Regions from separate parts of the Homo sapiens genome. Here region 1 is linked to region 2. The links are chromatin contacts, found by Hi-C or POLR2A ChIA-PET in ENCODE. All regions are on one chromosome and are shown on one strand. Each heading gives the region's core, a stretch centred on a gene start or an enhancer-like site at or near the end of the contact. The rest is flanking DNA. Distances are from core to core; before and after follow the strand shown. Region 1 has its middle 97 kb from the start of PTP4A1. Region 2 has its middle 32 kb from the start of LGSN.

Region 1 (5,179 bases), core at 585-3,084, 120 kb before region 2:
AAAAAAAAAGAAAAAAAGAAGAAGAAGAAGAAAAAGAAAAAGAAAAAAAAAAAGGATGAAAACCAAAACTGGATCTTACGTGATTTATGTGACGAAAAACATTTTTGAAGCTTCGTAGACTAGGACGAGACCCCCATGGCATATTTCAAAGAAACTCTCCATTTCTATGTTAAACCCTATTTCCTTTCAATAAACGATCTGATTTGGATATGTGAACTTTAAATGCTTTATTAGCCACGAGAAAAGAAGATACAGCAATTTCATCATTTTGGGAAATATAAGAACATCCTTTTACTTTGTAAAGTTTAAGAGATCAGATACATGTTTTTACATAGAACAAAAGAAGAATGATTAAATGTGATATTATGAGTTTTATTTTATAAAGGTAATTTATAATTAACTAAGAATGGATGACATAAAACTAACTGTTCTAGAACAGCATGTAACAAAGCAAAATCTATTGTCTGTCTTTTCTGACTTTTAAGCTTATGAAAGTTTGTTTTGTATTATTTCTTCAAGGAAGATTAACTGAAATTCTGTATATTAAATTTTAACTCTAAAATGGCATTCCTATCACAAACTGTGATGAGAAATGCTGCTTCCAACAGTTTTGGTATCAGAAAAACAGTAGAGCAAATGTTAGAAACAAATTTAAAAAGAGAACTTATTTTCCATCTGTCTAGGCTTGACTACTAGGAAGGGTTTCAATTAAAAGCCATAGCTTCAGAGTAAAGGATGCTTATTTCCAAATTTAGATGGGAAGAGTAACATAAGAAAGGTAGAAGCAGCAGAATGATGAAAAAGTGTTTATGATGAATTAAAAACAATGGCAAATTTTATAAGACTTCTTTCCTAGACGATTGGATCTAATTTCTCTTCATTGAATCTAGGCTAGTCATAGCGATTTCCTTGATGAATAAAGTTCAGTGCCAATATCACTGAGTGACTTCCAAGGCTGGGTCTCCTTGCAGCTTATTCTTGGTCTCTTAGAATGTTTGCTTCCTGTGCTCTTTAGACTCTCCCCTCTTGAGATACTATGTTTTGGAGTCTAGCAGCTGCTGAGTGAGAAGACCCAGCCACATGGAGAAACAGCATGTAGGTGCTTGAGTTAATAGCTCCAGTTGAGCTCCCAGCTGAAAGCCAGCACCGACTGCCTTGTATCTTTGACATCCAGTCCAGCTGAGCCTTCAAATGATCGCAGTTCCAGCCAATATCTAACTGCAACTGTAGGGGGAACTCTAAAGAGAATTGCTCAATTGAGCTCTTCCTGAACTACTAACACCTCACATTGTAAGCAAAATGAAATGGTTGTTTTAAGCTATTAAATTTTGGGGTAATTTGTTATGCCACAAGAGTTAATCGAACAGTCCTGGTTTTTTCAACTGCTCTAACTTCTGTCACATCAAGCTTTGTATGCTGAGGTTGTTAGATTTGCAAGGATAGGAGAACACAATCTGAAAACTTGCAATAAACAAGTCATGTAATTATGAGGTAGCACTATCTCACCAAGGTGAACTTTTAATGATTTTGTTGCTTAGTGAAGAATCTCCTTAAGCCTCTCTCTTATGGCTTCATTACATCTATCAGTAAAAAAAACCAAAAAACAAAACAAAACAAACAAACAAAAAAACCAAACCAAAATAAAACAAAAAATCTACATAATAATGTCCTTTATCTCCACTCGGCTCTTGATCTGAATGACATTAGACAGAAGGGGTCAGTACTCTGCCTGCTTGAACTTTGCTACTAGACACCCTGCCTTTTCCCTCTTCCTCTGAAGGGCTGCCTTTGATTTTAGCACTCCTTGGGCCTGCCAGAATTTCAGCAGTCCCAGTAGGTTCCAGGGCAGACTGTTCTGAGCATGACCTGCTGGCATCAAAACTGGTGTGTGACTAAATTCTGATCTGCCCAAAACATTTTCTTACTTTAGCAACAACAGTTGTTGTTGATGTGCTGCTTCTTCTTTTTTAAACTTAGTGCTTGGGGTTGTTAACTACTATTAGCCCAGATATTAGAAACGTGTTTTTGGTATATCAGTCAGTCCCTGCCCACTATCTGGCATACTCTATATGAAGTTTGAAGCATATTTCAAGCCTTATTTCGAATACCTCTTTAATGGCCTAGGATAAGAGACAAAATTTATACCAACCTGTTTGAAATATTCAATTGTATAAATGCCTCATTCTTTGTTTCACCATTAGGTCACTGAATTTTATTAATCATCTCAAAGTACACACATATCACTTCCCCAGGATTTGTAATAACTATTAACCAGAAACATACCATGTTGGGTTGGTATGATATCTTTGGATGTCAAGTATGTTGGGTCTCTATGGGTGGTAATAGAGGGCAATTGGGTGTCTTTTTTTTTTTTTTTTTTTTGGCAGATCTATTCATTTAAAGCAGAAGTTGCAAACCCAAAAGTCACTGCAACAGCATGCCAATGGGGTTGGCATGGGGTGTTAGGGTATGGGGACTATGAAGTATATGATGAGGTATATGAATGAAGACAGTAAGTTTGTAAATGCATTTTATAGCAGCATTTCTGCATCCTAAAACAAATCCTTTTTGATACCTCAGTTCTTACACTTGTTTTGTCCTTATAGAGGTCATTGTTCTTACAGTGGTTTGTTTTATAACAATGTTTTTAGTTGAACGTCTACAATGGAGACACATTTCGTTTGCATATTAAACTTGTAGGAATAATTATTATTTCCACAAAGAAATATTCATTGTCTCATTTTGCACAAAATCTGTGGGGAAGTCAACCTTTCATTTTCTCATTTTCTTTCCTTTTTTTTTTTTTTTTGAGACGGAGTCTTCTCAAATCATCGCAACCTCCACCTCCCAGGTTCAAGCAATTCTCCTGCCTCCACCTCTCAAGTAGCTGGGATTACAGGCATCTGCCACCACGCCCAGCTAATTTTTTTTATCTTTAGTAGAGACAGGGTTTCACCATGTAGGCCAGGTTGATTTCAATCTCCTGACCTCAGGTGATCCTCCTGCCTCAGCCTCCCAAAGTGCTGGGATTACAGGCGTGAGCCACAGCGCCCAGCCTAACTTCCCACTTTCTTTTTTTTTTTTTTTTGAGATGGAGTCTTGCTCTGTGGCCCAGGCTGGAGTGCAGTGGTGTGATCTTGTCTCACTGCAAGCTCCACCTCCCAGGTTCATGCCATTCTCCTGCCTCAACCTCCTGAGTAGCTGGGACTACAGGCACCTGCCACCATGCCCAGCTAATTTTTTTGTATTTTTAGTAGAGACGGGGTTTCACCATGTTAGCCAGGATGGTCTCGATCTCCTGACCTCGTGATCCGCCCACCTTGGCCTCCCAATGTGCTGGGATTACAGGCATGAACCACTGCGCCCGTCCCGTTTTCCCACTTTCTACACAAACATGAATGCAAAGAAATATTTCTGTGTTCTAAGAAAGTCAGCTGTCCACATATAGTGATAAATGGCAATCCATACTTGGTTTGCATGTTAGAGAAAAACAGAAAGTGGTAGTTACTGGGTTGAACTGAAGAGTACAGGCAGCTTCTAAAAAGGACATTGTCACCCAGTTCTACCTATGTGTCATGTGTGAATGTCATAATATGGGCCAAGTTCTCCCATGTTACCTGATTTCCCATGGAAAGCTGGATTTGGGATAAACATCTTCTGATTCCAAATATTGGCAACCAAGTCAATTTATAAATGAATGAGTGAGTTAAACTCAGCACATTGTGAAAATAAATGGCTTGAGGGCTGCCAATGGAGCATGTATCTTTAATCTAAAGGGTTGTTATAGTTTTGGGCTTTTTAAATGATTATGATGTATATCATTATTAATAGCAAACATTGAGCAGGTATAACCAAGGACAATTTTCTAGACAGAGAATCTGGCTCAAACACAGAAGTAACATCTCAAGAAGGACATGTGTGAGACAAATCCAATGTGGAATATACAGATGCGGATAAATGGGATTAGGACTACTTGGACCCCAGTCAGGAAGAGAGAAGAGTCTTCTCTCAAGTATATCTGCCAAGGATTATTCATCTGTTTCGTAACAATGAAGGAATAAAAATTGATATAGAATCTATTAAAATACACTTCCTCCAGACAATTATTTATGTGTAGGTTGTGGACTAGGGGTGGGAGAGCAGGACTGGTGTGGCTGAGACATTGGTTAAAAACTGAATTTAAACATGAGCTAGATTTTTTTTTTTTTTTTTTTTTTTTTTTTTAGACAGAGTGTCGCTCTGTTACCCAGGCTGGAGTGCAGTGGCATGATCTCGGCTCACTGCAACCTCTGCCTCCTGGGTTCAGGCTATTCTAGTGCCTCAGCATCCCTAGTAGCTGGGATTATAGGCATGCACCACCATGCCCGGCTAATTTTTTGTGTTTTTAGTAGAGACAGGGTTTTGCCATGTTGCCCAGGCTGCTCTGGAACCCCTGAGCTCAGGCAATCAGCCCACCTCAGTCTCCCAAAGTGCTGGGATTACAGGTGTGAGCCACTGCGCCTGGCCTACTAAAAGATTTTTTAATGAAGCTATCTCCTGGGATCTGCCCTGAATTGAGTCCAGGACAGTATGTCAAACCACTTCTTTTCCTTGAGCTCAGTTAATTGGTGGACTTCTGCCCAGGCTGAACTGGGAGATCTTATTTTTCACCCCATCCTAATTTGCAGAAATTGCCAAAACTTTTAAAATGTGGCCTTGAATTGGGCAAAAAAAAATTTATTTATTTTATTTATTTTTATTTTTATTTTATTTTTTTGAGACAGAGTCTCGCTCTGTTGCCCAGGCTGGAGTGCAGTGGCATGATCTCGGCTCACTGCAAGCTCCGCCTCCTGGGTTCATGCCATTCTCCTGCCTCAGCCTCCCAAGTAGCTGGGACTACAGGTGTCTGCCACCACGCCCGGCTAATTTTTTTGTATTTTTAGTAGAGACAGGGTTTCACTGCGTTAGCCAGGATGGTTTCGATCTCCTGTCCTCATGATCTGCCCATCTCAGCCTCCCAAAGTGCTGGGATTACAGGCTTGAGCCACCGCGCCCGGCCCGAATTGGGCATAATTTTTAAGGAGGGGGCTGTCTTTCTGCCTTCAGTGTTTGGTGGAATAAGAGGATTGTCCCAAAACAGTGGTTGTAGATATCTATGTAGTATTGCACTAGCATCAGAAAGCCCAGCTATTCCAGAGAT
Region 2 (5,688 bases), core at 677-3,176:
TTATCATTTTTATGTGTTGGGAACATTTCAAGTCCTCTGTGTAGCTATTTTGAACTATACAATACATTGTTGTTTACTGTAGTCACCCTTCTTTGCTATGGAACTTTAGAAACTATTCTTTCTTTTTCCTCCCCTACACCCACACCCACACCCATACCCTTCCTAGTCGTTAGTAATTGTCATTTTACTCTGTACATCCAAGAGATCAACTTTTTTTTTTTCTCCCATATATGAGTGAGAACATGCAATATTTGTTTTTCTGGGTCTGGATTATTTCACTTAACATAATGATCTCCACTTCCATCAATGTTGCTGCAAATGGTATTATCTCATTCTTTTTTATGGCTAAATAGTATTCCATTGTGTATATGTATCATATTTTCTTTAATCATCTGTTGATGAACACAGGTTGATTCTCTGTCTTTGCTGTTGTGAATAGTGCTGGAATAAATATGTGAGCGCAGATGTCTCTTCAACATACTGATTCCTTTCCTTTGGATAATTGCCCAGTAGTGATAGATCATATGGTATTTCTATTTTTAGTTTTTTTGAGAAATCGCCATACTGCTTCCATAGTGGCTGTACTAATTTACATTCCCATCAACAGTGTACAAGAGTTACCTTTTCTTTGCATCCTCACCAGCATCTGTTATATTTTTGTCTTTTTAATAATAACTATTCTAACTGGGGTAAGATGGTATCTCATTTTGGTTTTAATTTACATTTCCCTGATGATTAGTGACGTTGAACATTTTTTCATGTATTTGCTGGCCATTTGTGTGTCTTCGTCCAAGAAATGTTATTCAGACCTCTTGCCCACTTTTTAAAGGGATTATTTATTTATTTTTTTTGCTGTTTGAGTTCCTTATGTATTTTGGATATCAGTCCCTTGTCAGACAAGCAGTTTGCAAATATTTTCTCCCATTCAGCAGGCTGTGTTTTCATGATATTGATGGTTTTCTTTGTTGTGCAGAAGCTTTTTAGTTTAATATGGTACCATTGTCTATTTTTATTTTTGTTACCTGTACTTTTGAGGTCTTAGCCATAAAGTCTTTGCCTAGACCAATGCCCTAAAGTGTTTTCTCTAGGTTTTTTCCCTAGTAGTTTTATAGTTTGAGGTCTCATGTTTAAGTCTAATCCGTTTTGAGTTGATTTTTATATGTAGTGAGAGATAGGGGTCTAGTTTCATTCTTCTGTGTATAAATATCCAGTATTCTTAGCACCATTTATTGAAGACGGTGTCCCTTTTCCCAATGTATATTCTTGGCAACTTTATAAAAAAAATCAGTTGCCTTATATGTAGACTTATTTCCAGGTTCTCTATTCTGTTTCATTGGTCTATGTGTCAGTTTTTGTATCACTGTAATGATGCTTTGGTTACTATAACCTTGTAATATATTTTGAAGTCAGGTGGTGTGATGTCTGCAGCTTTGTTCTTTTTGCTGAGGACTGCTTTGGCTACTCAGGCTCTTTTTTGGTTTCATGCAAATTTTGAGATTGTTTTTTCAATTTCTGTGAAAAACATTATTTTTTCTTTTTTTTTTTTTTTTTTTGCTACAAACTGCTTCTTTCTAAAAGAGAAATCTAAGTCCAGGTATTAATGAAGTAGGAAAAATTTCAATAATTATAAGAGTATAGTAGAAAACTTCACCTTACGTTCTGTTATGGTTCCCTACAAAATACTCTGTGATAGAAGCTATTTCTCTGGTAGGGAGAGTCTTAAACATCTGTGAGCATATCCAGGAAGGCACTGTTGCCAGGGATGGGAACATTTTCTGCACAGGAGACCCTGTTAGGTACTAAGGATCAGGTTTTCCTGTGTGTCTCAGGATGTTGCCTATTGCCTCTTGCCTGTTGGGTCTGCAACAGAAATCTGCAATTTCTGGCCAGACTGCTCAATTTCCTTCCCCTTTGGTGTTACTGACCTCTGCTGTTAAAAAGCAGCGCCTCTGCTTGCCTCTAAAGCTACTCTCTGGTTTCCAACCATTAAAACATTCAATAACCAATCTCATCATTCTGGAAAACAAATATCCTGGAGCTCAAAGGCTACAGAGACTTTTCCAATTATTTCCTAAAATGGCTTTTTAGATTTGAAAGTTCTTCTGTGAGAACCAGGGTCACGTGTCTGTCTTCAGCGTTACAGAGAAAGACAGATGGAGGTTGTTGCGCTCACAAGAGAAAAGGAAACTTAAGGCAGCTTCCCCTTTTCTTGACCACCGGATGTGTCTTCTGCAACTTCTGTGAACTCCAGTAATTGAGGTCATATTGTGGCATTAAAAAAAAATCCAGCTGTTTGCATGGTTCCCTTAATCCTTACTCTTATCTAATTCAACCACCTAATCTGGCCAAGAAATGTGAGGGGAACAAAATTCTATCCCTTTGTTTGAGAGACAGATGAACAGTCTCTAACATAACCCACAAATAAAACTGTGTGTCTGTGTGTGTGTGTGTGTGTGTGTCTGTGTGTGTGTGAGAGAGAGAGAGAGGAAGAGAGAGAGAGAGAGACAGACTGGAGTGCGGTGGTGTGATCATGGCTCAGTGAAGCCTTGATGTCCCAGGTTCAAGCAATCTTCCCGCCTCAGCCTCTTAAGTAGCTGGGACCACAGGCATGTACCACCACACCTGGTGAATTTTCGTATTTTTTGTAGAGATGGAGACTCTCTATATTGCCAGAGCTGGTCCCGAAATTCTTGGTTCAAGCAATCCTGCCTCAGCCTCCCAAAGTGCTGGGATTCTAGGCGTTAGTCACTACACCTGGCCAAACAAAACATTTTTAAGATTATTGATCTTAGTGGAGTCCTTGTGATAAGGCATAAGCATGACATTCCAAAATAGAAAGAATACAAAACAATGGATTTGCGCATAAATATCTCTACTAACATGTGAGTTTTGGAAAATTCCCTATTTCATGAATCATTAGCTTGTAAGTTTTGTTTTGATGTTATACAAGCATTTCTAAAACAAGTCTGTGTAGATGTTGCCACCTACTGTTTGCCTAGAAACATCCTTCATATAATTCATTTCATGTAACAATAGTCTTTTTTCTAATTGCATTTATTTTCCAGGAAGGTCATTTCTGTCTCAACCATTTCTTGTTTTAAAATTATTTGTCTATTTGTTACTTACTCTTAAGTACCATATCTACGAGGTCATTACAAGAAATTCTTTCTTTATACATTGGAAAATCCTGAGGCAATGACACAATTTTCTTTAAATGTTCTCTGATATATTGAAACAGTAAATCAGTCTCAGGTTTAAAAAGACTATACAGTATATGTCATTGAAACATCATTTAAAAAATTATTAGTCTCCATGTAAATCAAAGTGGTCAAGATCATTAGATTGCTGTTAGTTTTATTTTGACATTCATATTTAAGATATTTAGGCTGAGTGTGGAGGCTCATATCTGTAATCTTAGCCCTTTGGGAGGCCGAGGTGGGTGGTTCACTTGAGGCTAGGAATTCGAGACCAGAGTGGCCAACATAGGAAGACCCCGTCTCTACTAAAAATACAAAAAATTAGCCTGGCATGGTGGCGGGCACCTGTAATCCCAGCTGCTTGAAGCTGAGGCACAAGAATCACTTGAACCTGGGAGGCAGAGGTTGCAGTGAGCTGAAATCGCACCACTACACTCCAGCCTAGGTGGCAGAGTGAGACTCTGTCTCTGTTTCTGTCTCTCTTTCTCTGTCTCTCTCTCTCTCTCTCTTCCTCTCTCTCTCTCTCTCACACACACAGACACACACAGACACACATACACACACACACACAGAGATATTTATAAAGCAAATATCTGCTTTTTTTCCTTCCTTTTGTCTTAATCTTTTCAGGCTGCTATTAGAAAGCACCATAAACTGGGTGGCAGATAAATATCAGAAATGTATTTCTCACAGTTCTGAAGTTTGAGAAGTCCCAGAACAAGACACTGGTAGCTTTGGTGTCTGGTGAGGGTCTGCTTCCTCACAGACAGGGTTTTCTCACAGTAACCTCACATGGTAGAAATGGGAAGGGATCTTTCTGGGGTCTCTTTTATAAAGACACTAATCCCATTTGTGAGGGTTCCATTCTGATAACCTAATCGCCTCTCAAAGGACCCACCTCTTATGTTAACCTTGGGGGTTAACATTTCCACATATGAATTTGGGTGGAAGAGACACAAATATTCAGAATATAGCACTGTAAATAGTTTTGGATGTTAGTGATTGAATGGCAAATTCTTTTTTATTAGGATAAAAAACCAATTGTTTTACTTACCAATTGGTCGTCTGAACTCGTTTTTGTTTGTTTGTTTTTTTTTTTTTAGATGGCTCTGTGGCCCAGGCTGGAGTGAAGTGGCACCATCTCAGCTCACCGTAACCTCTGCCCCACAGGTTCAAGTGATTCTCTTGCCTCAGCCTCCTGAATAGCTGAGATTACAGGTGTGCGCTGCCATGTCCAGCTAATTTTTGTATTTTTAGTAGAGAGAGCGTTTCACCATGTTGGCCAGGCTGGTCTGGAACTTCTGACCTCAGGTGATCCACCCACCTTGGCCTCCCAAAGTGCTGGGATTATAGGCGTGAGCCACCACCCCTGGCCTGAACTGTTTACTTTGTAGTTAGTTTTATGATGTGCCTGTGGCACTATTTTCAGTATGCTGTTTATTAAAACTGGAAATAAAGTAAAAAATTTTAAATCTTCACAACCAGGTTAATTTGAATGCACTGAGATAATTTATGGTTTGCAGACAAATAACTATGACTAGATCCAGTAATAATTATAATTACAAATCTGTAAAATATTTTCCAGTTTGTGAAGTCCTTTGTATATTTTAATAAATTTGGTCCTACTAACAACCCTGTGAAATAATTAATATAGTAATTGCTTTCATATTATAACCAAAGAAAGAATGAAAGAAATCAAGGTAATAATTGAATAGAACACAGCTAGAATAACTCTATAAATCCAGTTTTCTTAACTAAAAAGCTTACTCACTTTTACCATTCCTCATGAGTTAATTATTAGGTTGGTGCAAAAGTATTTGCGGTTTTTGCTAATTACTTCTGCACCAACCTTAATAATTTACATGATAGGTACTGAACTCTTTTTCAACTTTTCCTTGTTGAATGAATAGTTTTAAAATGCTTTCAAATAATCAAACATTCTTCTAAATCTTTGGGTAGGTCTCTAATAACTGAAATGGAACTATATTCATCTTCTGTGAAGCTGGCCTGGATAAACCAGCTTATCCCTAAATGCCACCAGAATGCGTTGAGAAGTGGATTGTTCCCAGTCTCCGTAGAAGGACTCAGCCTACCCAACACCTTGATTTCAGTCTTATGATAACTTGAGCACAGAACTCAATCACGTCGTTAGTACATCTCATCTACAGAAGCTGTGCTATCATAAATTTGTGTTATTTTAAGCCCTTTTTATTGTAAGACTCTGGTTCCTGTTTCCTTGCTGGTTGTTGGCCAAGGGCACTTTCAGCTTCCAGAGGCCATCTGCATTCTTTGCCATGTGGTCCTCTCCATCTTCAAAGCCCGTGGTGGAAAAACTCTCCCTTGTCGAATTGCAATCATAGTTTGAATCTCTCCAACTTCCCTGTTGCTGACCTCTAAACACAGATTAAAGGGTTTGTGATTAGGTCAGACTTTCTTAGAATGTTTCTCAACCTTAACTGATTTGAGGCCATAGCCACATCACAAATCTTTT

Evidence for each region. Hi-C counts contacts between places; a loop is a spot of excess contacts on that map. ChIA-PET counts read pairs that join two places held with the same protein, here RNA polymerase II (POLR2A). Pooled maps may share reads with other maps.
Region 1: a map of gastrocnemius medialis shows a loop between it and region 2 (10-fold over the local background). The contact joins two enhancer-like sites. A Hi-C loop is called at or near these places in 1 of 168 maps with a recorded cell type or tissue (gastrocnemius medialis) and 4 of 50 pooled maps. POLR2A ChIA-PET finds 5 or more read pairs at or near these places in 4 of 52 experiments (BJ, GM12878, OCI-LY7 and 1 more).

The regions. Positions count from the first base shown.
Region 1 is chr6:63,472,518-63,477,696 of GRCh38, reverse strand. It overlaps a transcript of LGSN not described here. Among named protein-coding and RNA genes, the nearest start is that of PTP4A1, 97 kb to the left of the region's middle. Within about 2 kb of position 1,834, at least 6 of the 41 ENCODE cell types and tissues checked have a DNase peak (open chromatin) inside an H3K27ac peak, as active enhancers do.
Region 2 is chr6:63,349,454-63,355,141 of GRCh38, reverse strand. It overlaps a transcript of LGSN not described here. Among named protein-coding and RNA genes, the nearest start is that of LGSN, 32 kb to the right of the region's middle. RefSeq lists enhancers at 1,900-1,989, 2,090-2,359, 2,430-2,539. Within about 2 kb of position 1,926, at least 9 of the 41 ENCODE cell types and tissues checked have a DNase peak (open chromatin) inside an H3K27ac peak, as active enhancers do.